6 separate regions of the Mus musculus genome follow, and regions 1, 3, 4, 5 and 6 are each linked to region 2. Evidence: chromatin loops called from intact Hi-C (ENCODE). Cell type or tissue: heart. All regions are shown on one strand.

Region 1 (4,000 bases), 160 kb after region 2:
AGCACTCTACGAGGAGTCTCTTACCAAAGCAGATGTCCGTGACTTACTATTCTCCTTATTTCACAAAATGAAACCTCCAAAGTTGAGTAGAATTAACAACACGTGAAAAATTTAAGCACTTTCAGAAGGATAAATCACCGCTATCTACTTGAGACATTAGACATACCATGTGAGTTGTGCTGGAGGCAGGACAATGGGAAAGGCTAGTTTTGCAGCCCTGGAGAACAGCTATCCACTGGGGAGCAGCAAAATGAGCTGGCCAGAGGATAGTGTGATGAATCTGTACCAGATAAAGTGTCAGAGCGTGCACCCATGCTCCACATTTCAGATGGAGAAGTTATGGATCAGAACGCTTTGGGTAATCTACATTTAAAAAAGAAAATCAGAGAAACCCAACATACAGCGATAGAGTGTGGTATCTGAGTCACCGGCTCCCATTCTTCAACCCTCCCCAAACGAAGACCTGCTGGGTTCATTAGTCTAGCAGGCAGCCTTCAACTGGGGGATTTCATGGTCAAGCAGGAGTTTGTAGCCAGTTCACAGAGGGCGCACTCTGGCCTCCACACTTCCTAGGAACACAGCAGAAGAGACGCCTAAGGGAACATCAGACCTGAAGGAGAAATCTTGAGATGACTGTCACAGAAAAACCAGAACGTCTTTATAAGCTAGAATGCACACTCATTCTTCCATTTTACCAAGTCCTTATTGATATCAAGCCACGGAAAATAATGCCAACCTTAGATGAAGGGTTTAGTGAACCAAAATCATCGGGAATGTACTTGAAATCACATACACTCCGTTGTTCATGAAGCGGCTTTAAGCATGTTACTTAACCTTTGAGGGAGTCTGTTTCCTTGTCTTTAAATCAACGGTAACCAAATAATAATAATAAAAATAAATAAAAAATAAAAATGCATGTTTGCTGTGACAAAACCCTGAACCAAAAGCAAGTTGGGGAAAGAAAGTGTTTGGCTTACACTTCCTGGTCACAGTGCTCTATTGGAGGAAGTTAAAGCAGGAACTCAACGAGAAAGACCCAGAGGCAGGACCTCAAGCAGAGACCATAGAGAAGTGCAGCTTGCTGGCTTGCTCCTCCCGGGCTGGGCCGCCTGTTTACCTATGGAACTAAGGCCCATCTGCCCAGGGGTGGCCATGCCTATTTTCCTCCCATATAGCAACCATAAAACAAGAAAATGCTCCCATGCACAAGCCCACAGGCCAATCTGATGGAGGCAGTTCCTTAGCTGAGGTCCCCTCTTCCCAGCGACCAGTGTGTCACAAGGTTAATGAAGCCAAGCAGGGAATTTTAAGAAACTTGGTTTTCCCAACTTTGCATTTTCTTCCCAGAAAGAACGTCCCTAACTAAACATTATCCCAGCTCTTCTTCGCTCTTGAACTCACTTTTCCTAGAGAGGCAGAGCGATCGCACATCAGGGCAATGACAGTTCCCAAAGCCCAGACCCCCTCAAACCCACAAGCCGTGCCCACCTCTCGCGAGATCAGTGGTCTGTGCTAGCGGGGGCGATGGCTCCCGGAAGTGGGCGGGGAGGCAGGGCCACGCCCCCCAGGCTAGTCCGGGGCCCAGCGGAGTCGGCACGTCCTCCGGCCGCGGGGGGCGGAGTCTCGGCGGCCCTGGCCTGTCACTGTCCCCTGGCCCGGGTCCCGGCGCCCCTCCCCGTGCCCTTCACGGCCGCCCTGCCCTCCCCGGGCCGCCGCTGCGTCCGGCGTTCCCGCTGTACCCGGCTCCGGCTCCCGCTCCCGACGCCGCACGTCTATCCCGCTCGTAAGTGCCTGGAATGCGTCCGTCTCCGGACGCGCATTCCTTCTATCTATAGCCGCTCTGTACATCGCATGCCACCGCCGCCGCAGCTATTCCCGGGACAGCAACTGCTAACCTCTCCAATCACCTCCCTATTGGTGGCTTCAGACCCGAATTTGGGAACTGGGCGCTCTTCCACCTGTTCAGCAGCCTGATCTGCTGGAGGCTACAGTGCCATTTGGAGTTTTCAGGGCCCCCTGGCTCAGGAACGGAATTTATGCCACTGAACTCCAGGGTTTTCGCGGATGCATTGCTTTTCTCTGAGAATGCTTTAGGGGTTTTGTTGGTCTGCTCTGTTTTGAACTGAGTGTAAGACTCTACATCTTTGCTTCAGGCTTTCTTATTCTGCTCCAAGAGAGAAGAAACTTCTCCCTTGTTGGGCTTTACTGACAAGATTTTGCTCTTTCTCATTGCTCTTCTTGGCTTTAAACCTATCTAGGACATGTAAGTGCCGCTGTCAACTCCAGAGAGTTTTAGGTCATATTTTCTTTTCTTTTCTTTCTTTCTTTCTTTTTTTTTTTCTTCTTCTTCTCCTTTTTTTTTTTTTTTTAAATAATTCCACTTTGTTTTATAGGGGTAACTCATTCCACTTTGGAGTCCTTTTAGTTCTACGGAAAGAGTTCGAATCCTCCAGAAGCCAAAATGGAACACAGTAAGCAGATTCGAATTTTACTACTGAACGAGATGGAGAAGCTAGAGAAGACCCTCTTCAGACTTGAACAAGGTCCGTTGCAAGTTGTTTGATTAGCTCTTTTTATGTCTTTTAATGCATTGGCGTTCTATTAGATTTTTTTTTAACTTAAAATTAGGGACTGGGTGTTGGCAGGTAGAATGCATGCTTAGCATAAATGAGGCTGTAGATTCAGTCCTCTGCATGAACAGACACACACACACACACACACACACACACACTCGCGCACTCAAATAACTTTAAGTTAGCTGAAATTTCATAGATCTTGATTTGTGCCAAAATGGTAGGTACATTGGTGGTGAGGAATGAATGTTGATTAAGAATAGACCTGTCACGTTAGCACAAAGATAGCTCAGCTCATCTTGCTGCAGACGACCACCGGAGGCAGACACTACAGGTTATAGGAAGTCCCTCGTGGGTAGAACTTGTGCCTAGCCTGGGTTCAGTCCCTACCTTAGGGAGAAAAAGAAGTGGTAGAGAGTGCGTGTGCAGTTAAAAGATTGAGCATGTTATTAGTAATAGCATTTATTGTTATAACTCGTGAAATCATATATAATGTAGCTTTGCATATATCTGTAGGGTGGCTTTTCAGAGCAAACTCTTTTCCTCTATTGAGCTTCAGCGCTGGGAGAGTAGAGTACAGCAAAAGGCGTAGTGAGCTTGCTAACCCTATCAGGAGCCTCTCAAGCAAGTAGAAGATGAAGCCAAATAAAAAGTGGAAAAACCTCTTCGGTGATGTTGAAACATGTTGGAGCCATCACTTAAAGAACTACATTGAGCTAGGGATATAGCTAAGTGGTATAGGACTTGCCTAATACAAGCAAAGTCTTGGGTTCAAGCCCCAGCATGACAGAAAAATGTAACTAAAGGTAAGATCAAAGATCAATTTGCAGGACTATCAGACACGCTAACTGACGCTTTACATTCAATACTGAAAACAGTCCACTGATAATTTATAAATATAACTTGTAAAATACAAGGAGGAAGTTTTTTTATGCATCAAGACAAAAATCAGTCTCCTGGATGAATTCAGTGAACATTGATAAACATCTTGAAGAATTTTTTTTCTTTAATACTTTTTAAAAGTGAGATTTTTGGAAAGCCATCTACTGTGTGGCCTTGATGCTGAACGGCCCTTGTCTTCCAGGTTTGCTCGGGGTTTTGGGTCACTGAGCTCTGGCTCCAGCTTGGCTCTCCTGACTCTGCCCTTCCCTGGGGTTGGTTTGTCCTTCTCTTCTGTCTTCAGTATTCCTCTCACTCTGGCATCTCTCCTCAGGCTCTCTGTCTTCCTCATTTCAGGTCATTGCCAGCGTGTGCCTGGTTCCCTTCTTGCTCTGTTCATCTACCATAGAAACCATGCATTCCCATGGCTGGGCTCTAGCCTCAATGCTGAGGACTCTGAAATAATGGCCTCAAGTGTCACTTTTTTCTTGGAAGCTTTTAAGTCAAGTATAATGACAAGGATTGGGAGGCAGACTTTTTATTTGTTT
Region 2 (4,000 bases):
TCTCCCAGGCCTTCCAAGTAGAGAAACAGAACTAAGCCTTCGTGGACTCTGGTCTGCTTCTCTTAACCCTTGTGACCCTCCATGACACTGGGGCTTCAGAACCTGAGATCCAGGGAAATGGTTCTGGAATTTACAGATGGTGTTTGCATTCTAAACGATAATCAAGGGTTGTTTGCTTGTTTGCTTGTTTTTATAAATAGTTTGTAAACTCTCCTCACCTTCTGTGGATATCTGAAGTTTAGGGTTTTTTCTTCAAATTCCTTCTATCGGACAAATGTTCTTATAGATGCCTAACTGGAAAACTTTTCAAAGCAATGAATAGAACCCCCAAAAGTTTTTTTTTAAAGAGGTAGATCAAAAGGAAGAAAATCGGAAACATTTTTATTCATGTGTCAAAGTATATTCCAGACAAACCTAACTGAATTAAAGCAAAGCTTGGTGTATGTATGTATGCATATATATATATGCGAAGTATTAAAACAGAAGAAAAGTAGCGAAGGCACGCATCAGAGTAATTCTCGCAGATCAGTTTTCCAGTACAGAAGGACAGACATAGTCCGAATAAGGTCTCAATACAGGAGCCATGCACAAGATGGACTTGGAAAATATTTCCCTAATTCCGGGAAGAAAAGTAGTACACTTGATGTTTGTTCTGGGGAAAAAAAAAATCAAAGCAAGAAATGAGTCACTTTTCTTAAATGATACCATTCTTTTTCTCATTTGCTTCCAAACTGCTGTATGTGACGATAACCTGGAAGTCCCTGACCTGGTCATCTATCGTTATTAGCTGTAACTTTTGATAGCATTTTTGCAAGGAAAAGCAACTTGGCAAATCCACACCCCTGTGCGTCACATTTTCTGACACTGAAATTAACCGTCAAAAAAGAAGTAACTACTTTCTGAAAAACTGACACTAAATCAAGGTAGATAGGAGGTTATCCAACTCTTTGCTCCTCAAATTCTCACAATTAATTAAGCAAATCCTAATTTAGGTTTTGTTGTGCATACACACACACACACACACACACACACACACACACACACACTAAGGGAATATAGCGGGGGTTTTTTCCCTCCTACCCAGAAAGGATAAATAAAAACCTACTTTCTTCACCAGTGAAAAGGAGCCAAGAGTCCACTAAGCAGCCTGGGCACCTTTCTATAGAGAGTACTTTTTAATTTCTGAATTCTAATTACTGTATTTTTTCCTTTCATCTTAAAAACCTTGGCCTGGATTTTTGTTTGTTTTGTTTTGTTGTTAAATCCGGCCACAGCTTCAGCTGTCCTCCTAGAAGGGACAGGAACTCCACTGTGCTCTGTTGTTCTTGGCATGGCCCTTTCACATTACAGCTGTTGGCTAAAGGTTACTTCACTGGGCCGTGTGAGTCGCTCACAACTAGGTTCCATTTCTCCCCACGGCTTTACCTCCCGGATAACCAAATGAAACAGTTGACTCGGTGATGCACACAGACACCTTCTTCTGTGTCTCTGCTACTGAACTGGGGAACATCTTATTTTAAGGTCTTGCTAAGTGTGGTTTGCAGCTTAGAGCATTTAGTGAACTAGGGCATGGTCCAAGTAGATGGCGGCTGAGAGTTATTCAGAAAGCCAAGGAATTTTCACTGAGGCTTCAGGTGCAATTAGATATAGAAGATCAAAATGCCTTAAAAGGAATTGAGTAGGTAGGCAGGTTCCTGAATATAGAGATACTTTCACTGTTAAAATTAATAAACTTTTAAAAATTATCCCACGAGCCCAAACATATCCCTTTAGAGTTAATTAAGTCTTGGAGGTACAGTCACAAAACTTAGCTTGAAAGTAAAATTCTTGCTTAAAGCCTGTAGGGTAAAAACTGGCAAAAGTTTATAGGAACGAATTTCCATAAGCCTGCACCTCACAGGGCTCAGTCACATTTGTCACCACCTAGAGGGGAAATGGAGTAGTTCCTCCGTGTCCATGGAAACAATACAACCACTCTCCTCCTGCACACCCTGGGAAATGCCAGCTTACTCCGCCCTGGCCTTGCCCAGGAAGCCACCCCTGCTATTCTTTCTTCCTAGGAAAAGAAAACACACCGTACCCAGGGAACTTTCAAGAGTTATCTCATTTTTTGAAAGGCATTAAAATTACAAAAACTCAGAGATAATCTTTTAACTGCTCTCCTACACTGAAATAATTTTTATATATGTCCATGACGGCAAAGATGTTAATTCCCTAAGACACCAAGACTCAACAACACAGAGACTTCACTGTAAAAGGACAAGAACAACAAACATTAACACTGCAAGAGCTGTTTGATTTTTTTATTATTATTAAATTATGATTCTCTAACTTTTGGCAGTAAAATGAAATAAGCTGTAAATATTGTTCTTACTCCACAGGGTCTCAAGTAACTAAAAAGGTGTTCTTTTAACTACAAATAATTGAAAAAAATTCATCTTCATATAATTTGGCTGAACCAAGTAGCATTACGATAAAACTACTGTAACCCTGTGGTGACGCCATTCATTTCCCATACCAGTAAATTTTATTTTAAGATCATTCACAAATTTTTTCAATGGTTTAAAGACAATGAGGGCCAAATTATGAAAGGACTCAGAAAGGATTATTTTGAGGAGGACATTAAAGTCTGGATGCTCCAAATTGACTCTTTTAATTAATTACCTTCACATTCTGCCTTCATTGCTCCACCCCTAAAGCCACTCCTCATTTCCTGAGTTGATGACCAAAGTACTCGTTAGTCAATGAGTTCCATTCCCAGCTGTAATCGAAAACAGAGCAACCTTGCATTGACTAAATATTATACTTGGAACCTCAAGAGTCTCTTGAGGCTATTTTCAAGCTAGTATGCATTTAGCAAATAACTAATTTTTATACAGACAAAGGGCTGTTGAAATCAATGTTTACCCACTATGTAGCCCTGGATGGATGGCTTGGCACTCAGCATGTAGACTAGGCTGACCTTGAACTCATAGAGATCTGCCTGCTTCTGCCTCCAAAGTGCTGCGGTTAAAGGCGCCAACACACCCAGCATGAAATTGATATTTAGTGTTACTGGAAATGGTGATACCAAATTCTCCATTATTTTGAGGGGGGTGTGGAGAAACGCAGGTCACACTGGCACTGATCGCCACAGAGCTACTCTTTGGAAGTAAGCACAGTCCGTGGTGAAGAACAAAATCCGAGTCCTGAGTGGGGTCCCAGAGAACAGAAAGATCCCCTCCCCTTCCACAGGAAACACGTTGCCGTATCTTCATTACTCTGGGAATGTTAGAAAATACAGCACTTAATATGGAAGTACTCCAGTGGAAATGCTCCTACATCTGGAGATTATAGACTTGTGAATGCAGGGCATTTCTGGGAAATGTTGTGATGAGGTCTGAGAACTAGCGTCAATTTGCAGAGAACGGACCCGGTTAGGAGAAGAGGGGCGGTGGGTTGGCTGGTGTGTTGCTTCTCACTGAAAGGCTTAGCTTTAGATAGTTACGGATGTGCCTATCAACCCGCTTGCTCACACTTTTCCTCAACTTGTGATTGTCCTTTGTGTCTTATGCATTTAAGCGGAAAGGTTTATAAGGAAACTCTGGGACATTGGGAGTGAGGATGGAAACGGCAGTTGCGAGAGGAGTGGTCGGGGCGGGGGATTCCCAAAGAGGGTAACACCTGGGTGCAGGCCTGCAGGAGGTAGGTTCTGTCAAAAGTTAGACCCCAGTAGGAATCTGAAGCTAGAGCACCTGCCAATGCCTCCCTCCCTTTGGCAAGGGGCCACCCAAAGTCCTGACACGGCAGTCTGAGCAACGGAGCCAGATCCGTGGGCCAAAGCTGCCCATGACGCAAAACAATAAGACTCTCTCACATTTCCCTGGATCCACTCCCTATTTCTTTCCACTCCCAGTGAATATTTTCTTGACTTGTAAATACAGGAATTTAGGAGGCCAGAAGCTCTTGCATAAACCAGAAGAAAATTTTAACTTTCCCAACTTAAAAATAAAGCATATTA
Region 3 (4,000 bases), 73 kb before region 2:
CTGGCCTCAAACTCAGAAATCTGCCTGCCTCTGCCTCCCAAGTGCTGGGATTAAAGGCGTGTGTCACCACGCCTGGCCGTTTGAATAAAGAATTTTTATTGGGGCTTCTAGTTCCAGAAGAGTGAAGAGTCCATCCCGGTGGGAAGCAGGGCTCTGAGCAAGAGACATGTGGCAGGAAGCTTTCATCCTTTAGTGAAAACACAAAGCAGAGGAAGAACATAGAAATGATGTGAGGCTTTTAGTCACAAAGCCCACCCCCAGTGATACTTCCTCCAGCAGGGCTGCACCACCCAAACCTCCCCAAACAGTGCCACCAACTGGGACCAAGCGTTCAAATACCAAGATGATGAGAGACAGTCCCCAAACTACTTACAGATCTTGGGGAATAAACATAAAAAACATGGCTGAATTGCCAATGAAATACCAAATAACCCAGTGTGTGAAATAACTATTTTCTGAGCTCCTTCCTACATTCCAAAAATGATTTCAGTAGACTGGGTCAATAGGCAGAATTATTACAGTATTATGATGCCAAATCATTCTATTATTAACATCAATAACATAGAAGTAAAGATTTTCAGAAAGATCTCCATATGATTCTAGGTTAATGTTTGCAGAAGCAGAAACTTTTTATAAGACTTAGTAGGTGGGAGCATTATTCTATGGATCTCATTGTCCTGAGATATTGTAAGGACAGAATGCAAACTGACCACCAGGTTCCAGCTTCTCTTATCTGTCTTTCACTGTCCCCAGTCCATCTTCCTCACTGCTGATCAATGTGGATCCTGCTTACTTAAAAATTTTGGTCTGTCATTCCACAAGACACCATAGCTATATGAATACAGCAGATTTCTGTACATATTTACTTGAGTTTCTGTTATAATTCCACTTGAGTGATGAAACATGCACAGTTTTTCGGATTTTACCCACAAACTCTGACTTTACCTGTGCAAATACTCTAAAGGGAAAAGTAAGTGACTCTGTTGGTTCCTAATGTCCTTCCTTTTGTAACAGTTGTACACCCAACTCTTCCCTTAGTTTTTAAATATTTATCCTCTATAATTACTATAACACTTATTCTAGATCTGCTTTCCTGCCTAGATTCTAACTAATAGAATCCTATATGGAAAATTTACAAAACAGAGAGAGGGAGAGAAAGAGAAAGAGAGAGAGAGAGAGAGAGAGAGAGAGAGAGAGAAAGAGAGAGAGAGAGAGAGAGAGAGAGAGAGAGAGAGAGAAAATGTAAGCATTACACAGGAAAAAGGCTTCCAATTCAACTATGTCCATAAAAGAGCCAATATTAAAGTATCCACTATTTATCTTAGCCTTGAAAATGAATCATAGGAGGGAAAGTATTTGAGCACATAAGTTACAAATAAATATTATTAAAATTAGTTCTCATGCATCCTTTCTTTCTGTATATATGTTAACATCACAGGACATGAGGAGATAAAATGGTTAGAGGGAGTTTCCCTTTCATGTATGATCTCTCTATTTGTGTGTGTGTGTTGTTTGCATGTATGCCTGTGTATCACATACATGCAGTGTCCATGAAGTCTAGAAGAAAACATTACATGCCCTGGAACTAGAATTACAGGCAATTGGAAGCTGACATGTGGGACCTGGGACCAAATCTAGGTCTTCAGGAAAAGCAGCCAGTGCTCTTAACTGTTGAGTCATCTTTCCACTCCACTCCCCTTTTTGACACAAGATCTCATGCAGCCCAGGATTGCTTCTAACTCTTGCTCTTCCTGCCTCCACTTCCCAAGCACTGGGATTACAGACATAGACCCCCACACACCATCTTCTTTTTCTTTTTGGTGACAAATTAATCCTACAGACATTATTAAAGACCTGTCTTCCTACATATGGTTAAACCAGGTTAAAGTTGAACAAGGAGATAAACAAGATAAGTACCTTACTAAGAATTTACAATCCAATAAACAATATACCTAAAGTGTTGATAACTCCAGTGAAAGGCAAAAGACTTTAAAGATGTGGTAAGAGGTGTTCCACGGCAATAGATAAGCATTTAGAACAAAATTAATTGCATTATGCTCTTTCCAAGTCTTTAAGTAAGGTCAAGAGAATGTAGTACATGACATCATTTGCCAAATATTTAATTTACTTAAATGTTTGATTAAGGGCTCTTTACAGGAATAAGTGGTCATGTTTTCTAAAGGTGCAGAGCATTACCCACAGAGCCATACCTGAAGCTTTGCATTGACAGTCAGAGCCTTTGTTTTGAGAGCATTAGGAAACAAAATAAGCAGGAGATGCAGTGATGTCTACCTAGCACACAACTTGCTGGAGAAAAACACTGTGCCTGCACTCCCCCTGTAGACCCTGGTAAAGGGAAGTAGTTCTCTTCTAGTCAAAATGCCTTGGGAGGTGAGACTTAAAGCCCTCTAAAGCCAGAGTCACGAAGAGAGGATGTTTGTCTTGGCAGTGGACTGGTCTACAATAACAGTGCTACTCATGAGCAATGTTAGGTTCTGAAGGTCAAAGAGCCACACCTTAGTTCGTAATTTAATACACAAGTGAAACAACACACTCCAGACCTTAGACAATGACTTGGCTAACAAAACAAGAATAATAGTGAGTGTCTGCTAGAAAATGCTTCCTCCAAAGATGAAGGAACAGAGGAGCCCAGCTTCTTTTGGGAGGACAGGTTCTCCTTGCTCATGTTTGTCTTCCTGCTCTCCAGTCTAGCTGATAGGATGTCATAAGGTTCTTGCTGGCAGGAACCAGAGAGCCTCCACCTCCCAGATATCCCTCTGGGCACTCTGTTCCCACTTTACAATAATGTGGCAAGTATCTGCCTCTTGCTCAGTCCTCATCCCAAGAGCAGAGCTTCTCTCGGGACAGAACTGTTATTCTTCATTGCAAAATAACTCGATAAGTTTCACATTTCCTGAGATAATAATAACATCCAAGAATTTTATCTCATAGAGCATCCCACAACTATCACCTTAAACCTTTGTTTGAACCATTCTATTGGTCCATAGTATATGGGAAGAGAACCAAATCCACAAAAGTTGTCTCCTTTCTCTCTCTGTCTCTCTGTCTCTCTGTCTCTGTCTCTCTGTCTCTGTCTCTCTCGCTCTCTCACATACACAGAGAGAGAGAGAGAGAGAGAGAGAGAGAGAGAGAGAGAGAGAGAGAGAGAGAGAGAGAGAGAGCAGTGTTTACAAACTGAGCACCTCTGTGAAGCAGAACCAGCAGCACTGTGAATAGAGAAACTTCCCAACACAGGAACAAGTATAGGCAGTGAGCTCCATTCCTATACAATAGAGAAGGTGGAAAACAGGAAAAGTTCATTATATGACTGGCACAGGTCTTAAAAATAAGTTAAGAAAAGCTACCATATGCAAGTTAACAGTTTAATGGCCTGCAGGAAATTCAGTGGTCTTGAGATTAAAGAAAGCATAGCTAAACTCTTGACCAAGACATAACCACAGGATACCTTGATACTAAGTTATCCTTAATATAAACATGGGACAGGATTCTTAGCCACCAATTTCATATGTGGTGCTGAGGATTAAGCAGGAGTCATGGACAGTGGCTCCCAGATAACAGAGAGAATGAGAGAATTACTCTGCACAAATTCCTTTTTTTTTTATTTTATTTTTAATTTATTTTTTACACTCCATATTCCATTCCCTGTCCCCCCCATCCACCCTCCAACTGATCCACATCCCACAACCTCCTCCCCTCACCCCGCACCCCATCTCCATGTGGATGCCCTGACCCCCCCACCACACCCGACATCTAAATTCCCTGGGGCCTCCAGTCTCTTGAGGGTTAGGTGCATCATCTCTGAATGAACACAGACCCGGAAGTCCTCTACAGTATGTATCTTGAGGGCCTCATATCAGCTGGTGTATGCTGTCTGTTTGGTGGTCCAGTGTTTGAGAGATCTCAGGAGTCCAAATTAATTGAGACTGCTGGTCCTCCTACAGTATCACCCTTCTCCTCAGCTTCTTTCAGCCTTCCCTAA
Region 4 (4,000 bases), 150 kb before region 2:
AGATGATACTGAAACCTAAAGCTTCTCTAGATTATGGAAATAAACCCCAACTCTGTGAATGAGCTCCTCCTTCATATAGGGAAAAAGAGGCAATATGCTTCACTCAAGACAGCAGATGCCAGAGGCCAAAATAGCTACATTCACAAGGGAGATCTCTCTGTGAAATCAGCAGATGGTGAAAGCTCCCCAGAAAATGGAGCTTTTTTTTTAAACACTGGTCCCTGAAAAGAAAAGTAAGATGTAGGTAATTGGAAAAGAAGGTTATAAGGTATTTGAGGTCATAGGAACTGTGTGGTTAAAAAAAAAAAAAAAAAAAAAGATAAGTCATGGAAGGCAGGAGTGTATAATGTACCTCCATTGAGCAATCTGTGCAATCAGCCTGGAAGGAGGGATTCAATGCAAAGAGCCAGAAGCATCCATCTAAAATGCTTGGCTGATAATGAAATCCTCAAGTTTTTAAAGGAACCAAGTTACTATAAGGAAAAATATTTTATCACTTTTAATGTTTAGCATTGCCAGCGCATGGTGATTGAGAAGTGAAGACTGAATTCAGTTAGCATTTAGAAGTATTTCTAAGTTCTCTAGACAATGAGCCTCCTTTGCCCTAGGTATCCATGCTCAGTTTAGGGAATGTTTAAGCAACTATTCCTGAAAAATGCAATGCTCAGGGCTGGGTAAATGGCTCAGTCAATAAAGTGCTTACTGCACAATCATGAAGATGTGACTTTGACCCTCAGCATGAACACTGCAAAAAGTCACGAAGTGGTGGGACAGAAACGATTCAGCAGTTAGGAGCACCTACTGCTTTGGCAGACGGCCCAAGTTAGGTTCCCAGCGCCCATATCAAGTGGCTTGCAATAATCATCCCTAACCCTAGTTCCAAGGGATCTGGTGCCACCTTTTGGCCCCTGTAGATATCAGCACTCATAGGCCCATACACAGAAAGCCAGAAAGCCTGCATGTGCGCACGCACACGCGCGCACACACACACACACACACACACACACACACACACACACACTAAAAATAAAATTTAAAATACAATCTTTAAAAGCCAAGTGCAGCAGGATATGCTTGTAATTACAACAGTGGATAAGTGGAAATAGATTTTCTGGTCGGTCAATCTAACTCAGTTAGAAAGCACCAGGTTCGGGGGAGACAATGTTTCAAGTAAAAATAAAAACCTGTCTGTCTGTCTGTCTATCTGTCTGTCTTGGAAAGGACTACTAATGCTGTGATGAAACACCATGACAAAAATCAAGTCGGAGAGGGATTATACTTCCACACCACTGTTCATCATCAAAGGATGCCAAGACAGGAAAATGGGGCAGGAAGCTGGAGGCTGGAGCTGATGCAGAGGTTGTGAAGGAGTGCGGCTTACTGGCTTGCTTTCTTGTAGAATCCAGGAACACCTGGCCATGAATCACCCCACTCATAATGGGCTGCACCCTCTGCCATCAATAATTCATTAAGAAAACGCCCTACTGGCTTGCCTATAGCCTGATTTTATGGAGACATTTTCTTAATTGAGGTTGCCTCCTCTCAGATGACGTTAGCTTGTGTCAAATTGACATAAAACTACTCATCATATATATCTCTATCTGTCTGTCTGCCTGCCTGTCCCTGAACTGCTTGTTTCCTAGGCATAGACTAAGCATATCACAGACATTTTCTCCCATAATCCCAAAACACTCCTGTAATTATGGTCATCCTCATTGTGTAGATGAGGAAATGAGGCTTAAAGAAATTAATCGGCTTGCCCAAGTTCATGCCGCCAGTGAGGATGGAAACAAGGCCAAAAGCAGGTATTTCTGGAACTAAACTGCATGTTCTTAACCGGTTTTCCTGATGGTGTTCTCATCACTAATTAGTAGTTTCATGTTTGGAAGCTGCCGTTGGTCCTGGCCTTCCTTGTGCATTCTATGCTGCCACCATCTGGTTTCTTTTGAGAAGTTCAGGCTTTTCCTCTGCAGTTATTCTCAGACTCATTGGAATCCTGCATTCCCTTGAAGAGAGGGCTGCAATGTGTGTGGATTCGGTGTACGTGACTTAAAAATCTCCAGCCTTGTCAGTATATTCCCTATTACACCAGTGTGATGTGTTAGGGCCACTGAGATTTGAATAAAAATTAACTCAGTGACCAAATTGTGCTAACAAAAGACAAATTCAAAGCCAGACAGCCATGGTGTGGAAAGGCTGCTGGAGGCAGGGCAACCCTGAATGCAGGGAGTAGAGGGAGCGTCATGCACATTCTCTGCTGTTGATGAGGAGATGCTGGACTTAGTCAGGACAGAAGAGCTGAGAAGGAGACGCAGGCTCCAAGGCAGCGGATTTTCAACCTTCCTAATGCTAGCAAGCAGGATATCTGATATGCAACCCCCCCCCAGGGGGTGATGACCTCCAAGTTCACGACCGCTGTCTGAGGTCACAGGGAAGACATTCAGAAGAGTCAGGAAGGAGCCAGTAGAGATTCGTTCCTTAGTCATTTGCTTGCGAAGGCTTACAACCACAACCTTATGAAAAATGAAACACCTTCGCATGTGTAACAATGATAATAGATCCTTTGCCAATGCCTTGCTGACATCCGGTTTCTTCTGCTAGTCTTCATGCCCCAGGGTGTATGAAGCCTGGTTTTCCCTGTATGGGAGGTAAGAGCAAGACAGAAGCGTGTTTCATCTCTATGGCAAAGTGAGGCAACATCTGATGTAGAATGGGCAAAGGTCGGCAGTTGGAAGCTCTACATTGTACTCTGACCTCTCTGCCCTCTGAGGGTTTGGGAGCCTTGAAGCTGGCCGACCTGCCAGAGCTATACAGTTCATGCACCTTGAATCTCTTGTTTGAGAGCATAGCCATAACACTTATCGAGATTCTTAGAACAACAAGACATGTGTTTAATGCCTGCTCAACTTCCCAGCACTACATTTATTACTTCAATCAGGATGACTGCCTTTTCAAGACCAACCCTGGGCTGCAGAGTGAGACCGTATTTCCAAAACAAGCAACTCCAAAACCACCAAATCTGTTGTGTTGTTTCACTAACTTGCACAAGGATGCTATAAAGTGTAGATTCAGCCCTCCCCCTAGTACTACATAACCGACAAATGATCTAACTCATCAGTCCTTGTGAACATGCTAAGAAGGTAGAGTCTGTCACTAGGCCTGAGAAGCTGAACAGCATTCAAGGTCAAACAGAACTGTGAAGCTGTCAGGTTTCATCTAGTCCCAAAAGCTATTAACCACACTGCACTCTGACACTTGTTCAATACCTGGGTGCCTCCCACACCTTATACATGCAGGTGCACATGTGTGACTGCCCTGGGTGCCTCCCACACCTTATACATGCAGGTGCACATGTGTGACTGCCCTGGGTGCCTCCCACACCTTATACATGCAGGTGCACATGTGTGACTGCCCTGGGTGCCTCCCACACCTTATACATGCAGGTGCACATGTGTGACTGCCCTGGGTGCCTCCCACACCTTATACATGCAGGTGCACATGTGTGACTGCCCTGGGTGCCTCCCACACCTTATACATGCAGGTGCACATGTGTGACTGCCCTGGGTGCCTCCCACACCTTATACATGCAGGTGCACATGTGTGACTGCCTTGGGTACCTCCCACACCTTATACATGCAGGTGCACATGTGTGACTGCCCTGGGTGCCTCCCACACCTTATCCACGCAGGTGCACATGTGTGACTGCACAGTCCTGTGTCTGCCCCTTACTCGGCAGTGGTCTGGCAGGAGGAAGAGATTCAGAGTTCATATGATCAGAAGCCCATCATTCAGTGCCCACTCTAACACCCCCTCCCCCTTCTGTCTACCTGACGAGGAGGAAAGTTTAACACAAGATGACAACGAAACTGACGAGCGGGAAGTTTCAATTACCAGCGTCTGGGATGCGTAGAGTCTCTCGGAAGAGACAGGATTGGTCTTTGAGTTTCTATAGTGATGGTTGTGAATGTTTCAACTAGCCATGGTTGTACTATGACAAGCT
Region 5 (4,000 bases), 54 kb before region 2:
AATGCGAAGAAACAGAAGTCCAAGGTTGCCTCCTTCATACCCACTCTTGAGACACATTTCATAGCATTGTTGGACTTTGTGCTTTCCCTCTGGTTGCCATGGCATCAGAGGGAACAAATGCCTCGCTTCAATTTTAAAGCTGAATTCCCTTACAGACAAAATTGTTTCCACTTGAGGATACCCTCCCACCCCACCCGAGGCCTTTCAGAAGAACACAGCTTGAAAATATGGATGGAATGAACCACTGTTCTCAGATTGGAGTTGGGAATGGAGTGAGGGTGTGACTACATAATTTTATTTTTATTTTTCAAATGAGAAAATGCAAAAAAAAAAAAAACAACGCATTCTTGAACCTTGTTCTGTGAGCCCCTTCACCTACAGATGCAAATGGCATTTAGCCATGTTAATCTCAGCCTTTGAATCTATGTAGATATATTTTGTATTATACATTGCAAAGTTATATATCAATTACATATACTAGATAATGACGTATATTCTTTTTCCTTCACCTTAAACCTCAGAGTAGAATAGAGTAACTGTGGATGGAAATACTTAAAAGGTATATTTTCTCCTTATGATTATGCTACTAAAGAGAAATCACAGATAGCCTTATAAGTTATCCTGGGTTCCATAAGAAAAAAATATCTGAGTCAACCACTATAAAGCCATGGATTTTCTTTCTATGATGATCTGAAATTACTAATTCACTCACAAATTTGACTTAGGAAACACAGTAAGGTGACAAGGCTAGTCCCATAAATCAAGGAATAAGACTTTAAAGGGCATAAAAATATGCATGAAATTTGTGCTATAGTGGCAAGTATACAGATTTTTACATGAAGTATTTCAAATCTAAGGCCTTCAATTTAGTAGATATGTGACATTGAACATGTTATTTAAATTCCCAAAGCTTTAACTCGCCAATTTCTAATTATTTACACTGCAAAAAAAAAAAAAATATATATATATATATATATATATATATATATATATCCCGCTCTAGTCTTGCACTGAACATTAAATAAAATGAAATATGAAGTTAAAAGTCTTATAAAATGTTTGACACACAGTAGGTGTTCAGCTTATATTAACACTCTTCTTTTCATGACAGTCTGATTAGAACTATAAAGGTGTCCTGGCAGTAGCAGTGATGTTCCCATTGTTGTTTAGCTGGATAGTGATTTAAGGTTGTTCTCCAGTTCTGTGCTGAGAAATGCTCAGAATAACGCTTCCAGCTCTCAGGAGGTTGAAACAGGAGAATTGCCATGAGTTGAAGACCAGCCTGGGCTACATAGTGAGTTTTAGGCTAGACTGAGCTACAGAACAAGACCTACCTCCAAAAACAATAAAAAGTTTTCTACTCCAACTTAAGCATCAGGACGGACGGGAGAGTTCGTAGAGCCAGAGGTTCCATTTTCTGATTGCTTAGATCAGTAGCGGAAATAAGTTTATTGCAAACCATCAAAACTGAAAGAGAAGAACACATGACTCTGTTTGCTGTTAAGGAATCTCCTTAACTGTTCTACCAGGACTTTAGCACTCATATAAAAATCAAAGGAAGAAAGCAAGAGATGCTTCCTTCCGCATATTTGGCATCAATGGGCGGATGTGGAGGCTGTGCAGGTAAACAGAGTCAGGAAGCAAAACCTCATTAGAAGCTAATTGCTTTATAATTAGCCCTACAGGAAGTAAATACCATCAGGAGCTCAGTCAAGGGACATTTGAAGAATATGAGATTAAATTAAACCAATTCCTTACTAAGACTCCTGAAAATATATAAAAGGCACCAAAAATATATTTTAATACTGCCATAATTAACTTAGGACCTCATGAACAGCATAAGTATAACATTCTTATTTTCTTTTTTTTTTCTTTCCAATTTTATTAGGTATTTAGCTCATTTACATTTCCAATGCTATACCAAAAGTCCCCCATACCCACCCACCCCCACTCCCCTACCCGCCCACTCCCCCTTTTTGGCCCTGGTGTTCCCCTGTTCTGGGGCATATAAAGTTTGTGTGTCCAATGGGCCTCTCTTTCCAGTGATGGCCGACTAGGCCATCCTTTGATACATATGCAGCTAGAGTCAAGAGCTGCGGGGTACTGGTTAGTTCATAATGTTGATCCACCTATAGGGTTGCAGATCCCTTTAGCTCCTTGGGTACTTTCTCTAGCTCCTCCATTGGGAGCCCTGTGATCCATCCATTAGCTGACTGTGGGCATCCACTTCTGTGTTTGCTAGGCCCCGGCATAGTCTCACAAGAGACAGCTACATCTGGGTTCTTTCGATAAAATCTTGCTAGTGTGTGCAATGGTGTCAGCGTTTGGATGCTGATTATGGGGTGGATCCCTGGATAAGGCAGTCTCTACATGGTCCATCCTTTCATCTCAGCTCCAAACTTTGTCTCTGTAACTCCTTCCAAGGGTGTTTTGTTCCCACTTCTAAGGAGGGGTATAGTGTCCACACTTCAGTCTTCATTTTTCTTGAGTTTCATGTGTTTAGGAAATTGTATCTTATATCTTGGATATCCTAGGTTTTGGGCTAATATCCACTTATCAGTGAGTACATATAGTGTGAGTTCCTTTGTGAATGTGTTACCTCACTCAGGATGATGCCCTCCAGGTCCATCCATTTGGCTAGGAATTTCATAAATTCATTCTTTTAAATAGCTGAGTAGTACTCCATTGTGTAGATGTACCACATTTTCTGTATCCATTCCTCTGTTGAGGGGCATCTGGGTTCCTTCCAGCTTCTGGCTATTATAAATAAGGCTGCTATGAACATAGTGGAGCATGTGTCCTTCTTACCAGTTGGGGCATCTTCTGGATATATGCCCAGGAGAGGTATTGCTGGATCCTCCGGTAGTACTATATCCAGTTTTCTGAGGAACCGCCAGACTGATTTCCAGAGTGGTTGTACAAGCCTGCAATCCCACCAACAATGGAGGAGTGTTCCTCTTTCTCCACATCCTCGCCAGCATCTGCTGTCACCTGAATTTTTGATCTTAGCCATTCTGACTGGTGTGAGGTGGAATCTCAGGGTTGTTTTGATTTGCATTTCCCTGATGATTAAGGATGTTGAACATTTTTTCAGGTGCTTCTCTGCCATTCGGTATTCCTCAGGTGAGAATTCTTTGTTCAGTTCTGAGCCCCATTTTTTAATGGGGTTATTTGATTTTCTGAAGTCCACCTTCTTGAGTTCTTTATATATGTTGGATATTAGTCCCCTATCTGATTTAGGATAGGTAAAGATCCTTTCCCAATCTGTTGGTGGTCTTTTTGTCTTATTGACGGTGTCTTTTGCCTTGCAGAAACTTTGGAGTTTCATTAGGTCCCATTTGTCAATTCTCGATCTTACAGCACAAGCCATTGCTGTTCTGTTCAGGAATTTTTCCCCTGTGCCCATATCTTCAAGGCTTTTCCCCACTTTCTCCTCTATACGTTTCAGTGTCTCTGGTTTTATGTGAAGTTCTTTGATCCATTTAGATTTGACCTTAGTACAAGGAGATAAGTATGGATCGATTCTCATTCTTCTACATGATAACAACCAGTTGTGCCAGCACCATTTGTTGAAAATGCTGTCTTTTTTCCACTGGATGGTTTTTGCTCTCTTGTCGAAGATCAAGTGACCATAGGTGTGTGGGTTCATTTCTGGGTCTTCAATTCTATTCCATTGGTCTACTTGTCTGTCTCTATACCAGTACCATGCAGTTTTTACCACAATTGCTCTGTAGTAAAGCTTTAGGTCAGGCATGGTGATTCCACCAGAGGTTCTTTTATCCTTGAGAAGAGTTTTTGCTATCCTAGGTTTTTTGTTATTCCAGATGAATTTGCAAATTGCTCCTTCTAATTCGTTGAAGAACTGAGTTGGAATTTTGATGGGGATTGCATTGAATCTGTAGATTGCTTTTGGCAAGATAGCCATTTTTACAATGTTGATCCTGCCAATCCATGAGCATGGGAGATCTTTACATTCTTATTTTCTATACCAGTTCATTGA
Region 6 (4,000 bases), 140 kb before region 2:
GCCTTCATTTTCCTGATGAGAAAATTAAACAGAATCATTTACTTTGGAAGATGGCAAAGGAAATTTCCTAATATGTCATCTTTGCTAGGGTACAGGAAACTCATCTTCATGGCAACTATTTATTGACATAAGTAAAACCTACCTCATTAGCTGGTTTTGTTCTTTCCCTGGCACAGCATGGGAGCCCCCATACAACATGGAGTTTTATTCTAGCACTGTAAATCTAGTGCTCACAGCAGAAAGGAAAGCCATTCCCATTAGAACCAGGAAAATCTGAGGTTAAATAAGAGATGGTGTATGTTCAAGCCAAAAGCTCAGTTTCTCTTGATACACAGAGTGGTGCTGGCTTCCAATTTCAACAGCATAGTGCATCTAAGGCTGTAGAATGGCTGTCATCCAGAAACAGAGGCTAAGGAGCCCAAGCTCCTCTCTCCCCTCTTCCCTCTTCCCTCTCCTCTCTCTTCTTTCTCTCCTCTCTCCTCTTCTCTCTCTGCTCCTCTCTCCTCTCTCTCCCCTCTCCTCCTCTCCCTTCTTCCCTCTCACCTCTTCCCCCTCTCCCTGCCCCCATCCTGCCTTTGATTTGCTTCGATATTTCTTGGAAGGAGCATAGGCCTTTAGAGAAGTTAAAATGTTCTTATTTCCCGTTGCAAAGCTTGATCGCAGTCAATAAAACTAAACAAGACCCGGAAAAGGGTGGGCCCAGCATTTTTATCCGTGGCCTGGGAGGGTTATCAGTGGATTTTCCACTAAAAGAAACACTTCAGGGCTTCGGGGCAGAGGCTTTAATTTGCTCTGATTACTTTCACATTTTTTCCTAATTCGGCATGAACATTGAAAACAAATGCCGCCCCTTGGAATGTTGACAGTAAAGTTAGACATCAATCTAAACCTCCTACAACAGAAGAGTGAGCTGGTCCCCTCTTCCAACAGTGGAATCGAGCAGACTGCAGGAAGAAAAACACCATTTTCTTCATATGTGAATCAACTGTGTTTTATTTGATGCCATAAAGAATATTGTTCTTGCAATCATGAAAAATGTTTGGGGGGATGCACAAGCAACCACTCTTTGTGCTGTCAGAAAATTCCTCCTTATCCCTGTGATGTCGCTCTTCTCTTGCCACAGGTCATTCAGGATGGCCAGGGAGCTGTTTAAAGTGTATTCCCCACCCTTGCAGCTGGCACAGTGAGCCAGGACTTCCAGGTGTCTCACCGGGATATGCGCATTTTCAACAAGCCTCCTATAGAATTTTCATATGCATTCAAGTTTGGAACTGTGCGTTTATGGACAGGGGAATTAGCACTGCATGTAAACTCTGCCATGACCTACCTTGCGACTTTCGATGCTTTACTTGAAGTAAACACGATATACTATTATATCTTGCCAAACAACAATGAATGAGTTGTGAGAATTAAGAAGAGCCTGAGGTGCCATGTCAGGGCAAGATATAAAATGGCCTGGAAGATTAGCACACTGAGCTAAAAATGACTGTTCTCAGATGCAGAGGTATATGTTGTTTGAGAGCACTGTTTTCTTTTTAAAAGTCATACTCAAGGATATGTATGCATTTTCATTTCTGAAAATATTACCTCCACTTTCCCCTATACGTTGGATAGGGTAGCTTGCAGTCTACTATGTATTTTACATGAGAATGAAAAACATCTCGGAAATGACCAATTTGCAGACAACTCACGCCAGTGCTCCCAGCCCAATACGCTCTGCACAATTAGCGTGTCTCTGGGGCAAAGTCTGACCTCCCCTAGATGAGAAAGCATCTAAACATTTGAGTGCTGCTACAAACTAAACTAATGAATATTTGATTCTTGCCAGCTGCTTCATAATCCCCCTCCTGCCTAAAAGCCTCGAGATTACAAAGTCCAATTTTTGCTTTCTCTGGGGCTTTGCACCCCACATGTACAACAGCCAAATCCCTCTGGTGTTTTCCTCACAACAGCAACAAAGACAGTGAAGGCAGCTGTAAATGAAGTCACTTCTAAAAGATAGATCCAAAAGTTTATTCATTCTTTTCTGCAAGAACATGCAGTTCAAACGCTGCTCTTGCTCTGCCATCCCCTTAGGGCAGCTGAAGTGTGAGGTCCAAACTGAAGCCAGCAAGAGGAAGTCACAGGAAGACTGGAGGCTGAAGAAACTGGGGCTGATAACACATACTTTATTCGCTAACATACAGGCCAATCGTCTGGCAGATACTGGCAGGTATTCAGGCACACATCAGCACATACAGGCCACAGGCAAGTAGTAAGAGACACACATGCACATCAGCATACAGGACTCTCAGAGGTAGGCACATCTGTCTATAGGCAGGCACACACAGGCAGGCTGGCAAGGATGAGACCTCTGACCATAGTTAAACCCATACAAAGGTGGCATTCTGCTGGAGATCATTGCACAGCAAATTACATCATTGCCTACTCTTGAGTTCCCCAGGCATCTGGTGTCACCCATTTTGTGCTGACTCCCAGAACCACCTGGATATCCAGCGTTAACCATCTTGACCCATGCCAAATAGCAACATCAACACCACATTGTCTAAATGTGACTGACCGTTAAGGCCCTCAGAGTCCTATACATAGCCCCAGGGACCAAGAAACTAAGGATCCACCAAAATTAAAGTAGATGTTCTGGGAAAAAATCTTTAACAGCATTTCAGGTTAGATTAAAAGAAACCTGAACCCATTAGTAATAATAATAAAATAAAATGTTTTGATTATGTAACTCCTTATAGACTTTGAATGCATCCCTTAGTGGATCATTTGTTAATCATTGTGTCTAGATGTCTTGTTAACATCTAGAAATCATATCAATAGAAGGGTTATGCCTTTAAGTTGCATAGTAAGGTACTCACCAAATAAGGAAGGAAGGGAGGGAGAGAGGGAAGGGAGAGGGAGGGAGGAAGAAGGAGGAAGGAAGGAAGGAAGGAAGGAAGGAAGGAAGGAAGGAAGGAAGGAAGGAAGAGAGGGAGGGAGGAAGGAAGAGGAAAGGGGAGGAGAAGGTAGGGGAGGGGGAGGGGAGGAAAGGAAAAGAGGAAGGGAAGAAGGAAGGAAAGGAAGGGAGGGAAGGAAGGAGGGAGGGAGGGAGGGAAGGAAGGAAGGAAGGAAGGAAGGAAGGAAGGAAGGAAGGAAGGAAGGAAGGAAGGAAGGGGAAGGAAGGGAGGGGAAAGGAAGGGAGGGAGGGAGGAAGAGAGACCTCAGAAGTCAAAGGACTCACTCACTATGTCTTTAAAACACCAAGTCCTTCCTTTTAAAGGACAGTCATCAACACTATCCTCATGCCAACCTTCCACATTATCAACTCGTCACACATTACCTTGTGGCTATTAATAATTACAAAACCATAGCTTAAAAGTGTACTAATTGTGTGTGAAGTTGGGATTGAGGGGCATCCTATAAGCCCATCTCTGCTTTTGATATCTATTGTAAATTTGTATTCCTGGAGAACAGAGTTGGCTAGAGTAACTCATAAGAAAAGCACAAAGAAGTCATTAGAAGTTGTTTTACCCCCAAGTACGGTATAAAATAGAAGTTTCGCAGAATTCAAACCCAGGCAGGGAAGATGGGCACTCAAAAGAACCTTTTATTCATTAATTTATTTATTCACTTTACATCCCAATATCAGCCCCTCTCTCCTCCCACCCCCCAGCTCCTCTCCCCCCATTCCCTTAATGAGATCCATGCTGTTTCCATGTTCCCCTCCCCCCTGCTGTGGATTCATTAGCTCATGGCTTACCCATACAAAGGATGGTGATTTAGGGTTTTGTCAAATGAAAAAAATTTACCTGTGCCGTGGTGTTTCACATCTTTCCTGGGGAGTTGTGGGCAATTTTCCACCGTGGTTAGCAATTTCTAAATTCTCCAGAGATCAAGTTGAATCTATGTGATCCCACCAAAATTGGCACTGTTGGGCTATGTGACCCAGCCTGAAATCCCAGAAAGTGAAATCCTCGTGTGTGTGTGTGTGTGTGTGTGTGTGTGTGTGTGTGTGTGT

The links. Hi-C counts contacts between places; a loop is a spot of excess contacts. Peaks named below come from ENCODE experiments on the same cell type or tissue, not always from the same donor. Only the 100,000 strongest peaks of a DNase experiment are listed, where the experiment ranks them.
Region 1: it touches region 2 in a loop (2.7-fold over the local background); 2 of 42 quality-filtered maps call a loop at or near these places.
Region 3: it touches region 2 in a loop (2.9-fold over the local background); 6 of 42 quality-filtered maps call a loop at or near these places.
Region 4: it touches region 2 in a loop (3-fold over the local background); 5 of 42 quality-filtered maps call a loop at or near these places.
Region 5: it touches region 2 in a loop (11-fold over the local background); 6 of 42 quality-filtered maps call a loop at or near these places.
Region 6: it touches region 2 in a loop (2.3-fold over the local background); 3 of 42 quality-filtered maps call a loop at or near these places.

The regions. Positions count from the first base shown.
Region 1 is chr3:116,805,811-116,809,810 of GRCm38, reverse strand. It overlaps Agl (amylo-1,6-glucosidase, 4-alpha-glucanotransferase), which reads left to right and starts at 1,645. Exons shown (of 34, transcript NM_001081326.1): 1 at 1,645-1,783; 2 at 2,394-2,543. The coding sequence starts at 2,462. In heart, no CTCF peak of the experiment used is centred here; DNase peaks (open chromatin) are centred at 1,170 and 1,620; H3K4me3 peaks cover 3,201 bases; H3K27ac peaks cover 2,810 bases.
Region 2 is chr3:116,964,378-116,968,377 of GRCm38, reverse strand. The region is part of intron 1 of Palmd (palmdelphin); the gene reads left to right. It overlaps Gm52613 (a long non-coding RNA gene), which reads right to left and starts at 1,356. Exons shown (of 2, transcript XR_003954544.1): 1 at 1,106-1,356; 2 at 362-652. 4930455H04Rik (RIKEN cDNA 4930455H04 gene) reads right to left here and starts at 111. Exons shown (of 3, transcript NR_040596.1): 1 at 1-111. In heart, a CTCF peak has its summit at 1,921; DNase peaks (open chromatin) are centred at 1,347, 1,967 and 3,767; H3K4me3 peaks cover 764 bases; H3K27ac peaks cover 581 bases.
Region 3 is chr3:117,037,227-117,041,226 of GRCm38, reverse strand. No RefSeq gene overlaps it. Among named protein-coding and RNA genes, the nearest start is that of 1700061I17Rik, 39 kb to the left of the region's middle. In heart, no CTCF peak of the experiment used is centred here; a DNase peak (open chromatin) is centred at 2,456.
Region 4 is chr3:117,118,514-117,122,513 of GRCm38, reverse strand. No RefSeq gene overlaps it. Among named protein-coding and RNA genes, the nearest start is that of 1700061I17Rik, 43 kb to the right of the region's middle. In heart, a CTCF peak has its summit at 1,931 (motif pointing left); no DNase peak of the experiment used is centred here.
Region 5 is chr3:117,018,120-117,022,119 of GRCm38, reverse strand. No RefSeq gene overlaps it. Among named protein-coding and RNA genes, the nearest start is that of Palmd, 51 kb to the right of the region's middle. In heart, no CTCF peak of the experiment used is centred here; a DNase peak (open chromatin) is centred at 1,609.
Region 6 is chr3:117,105,898-117,109,897 of GRCm38, reverse strand. No RefSeq gene overlaps it. Among named protein-coding and RNA genes, the nearest start is that of 1700061I17Rik, 30 kb to the right of the region's middle. In heart, no CTCF peak of the experiment used is centred here; no DNase peak of the experiment used is centred here.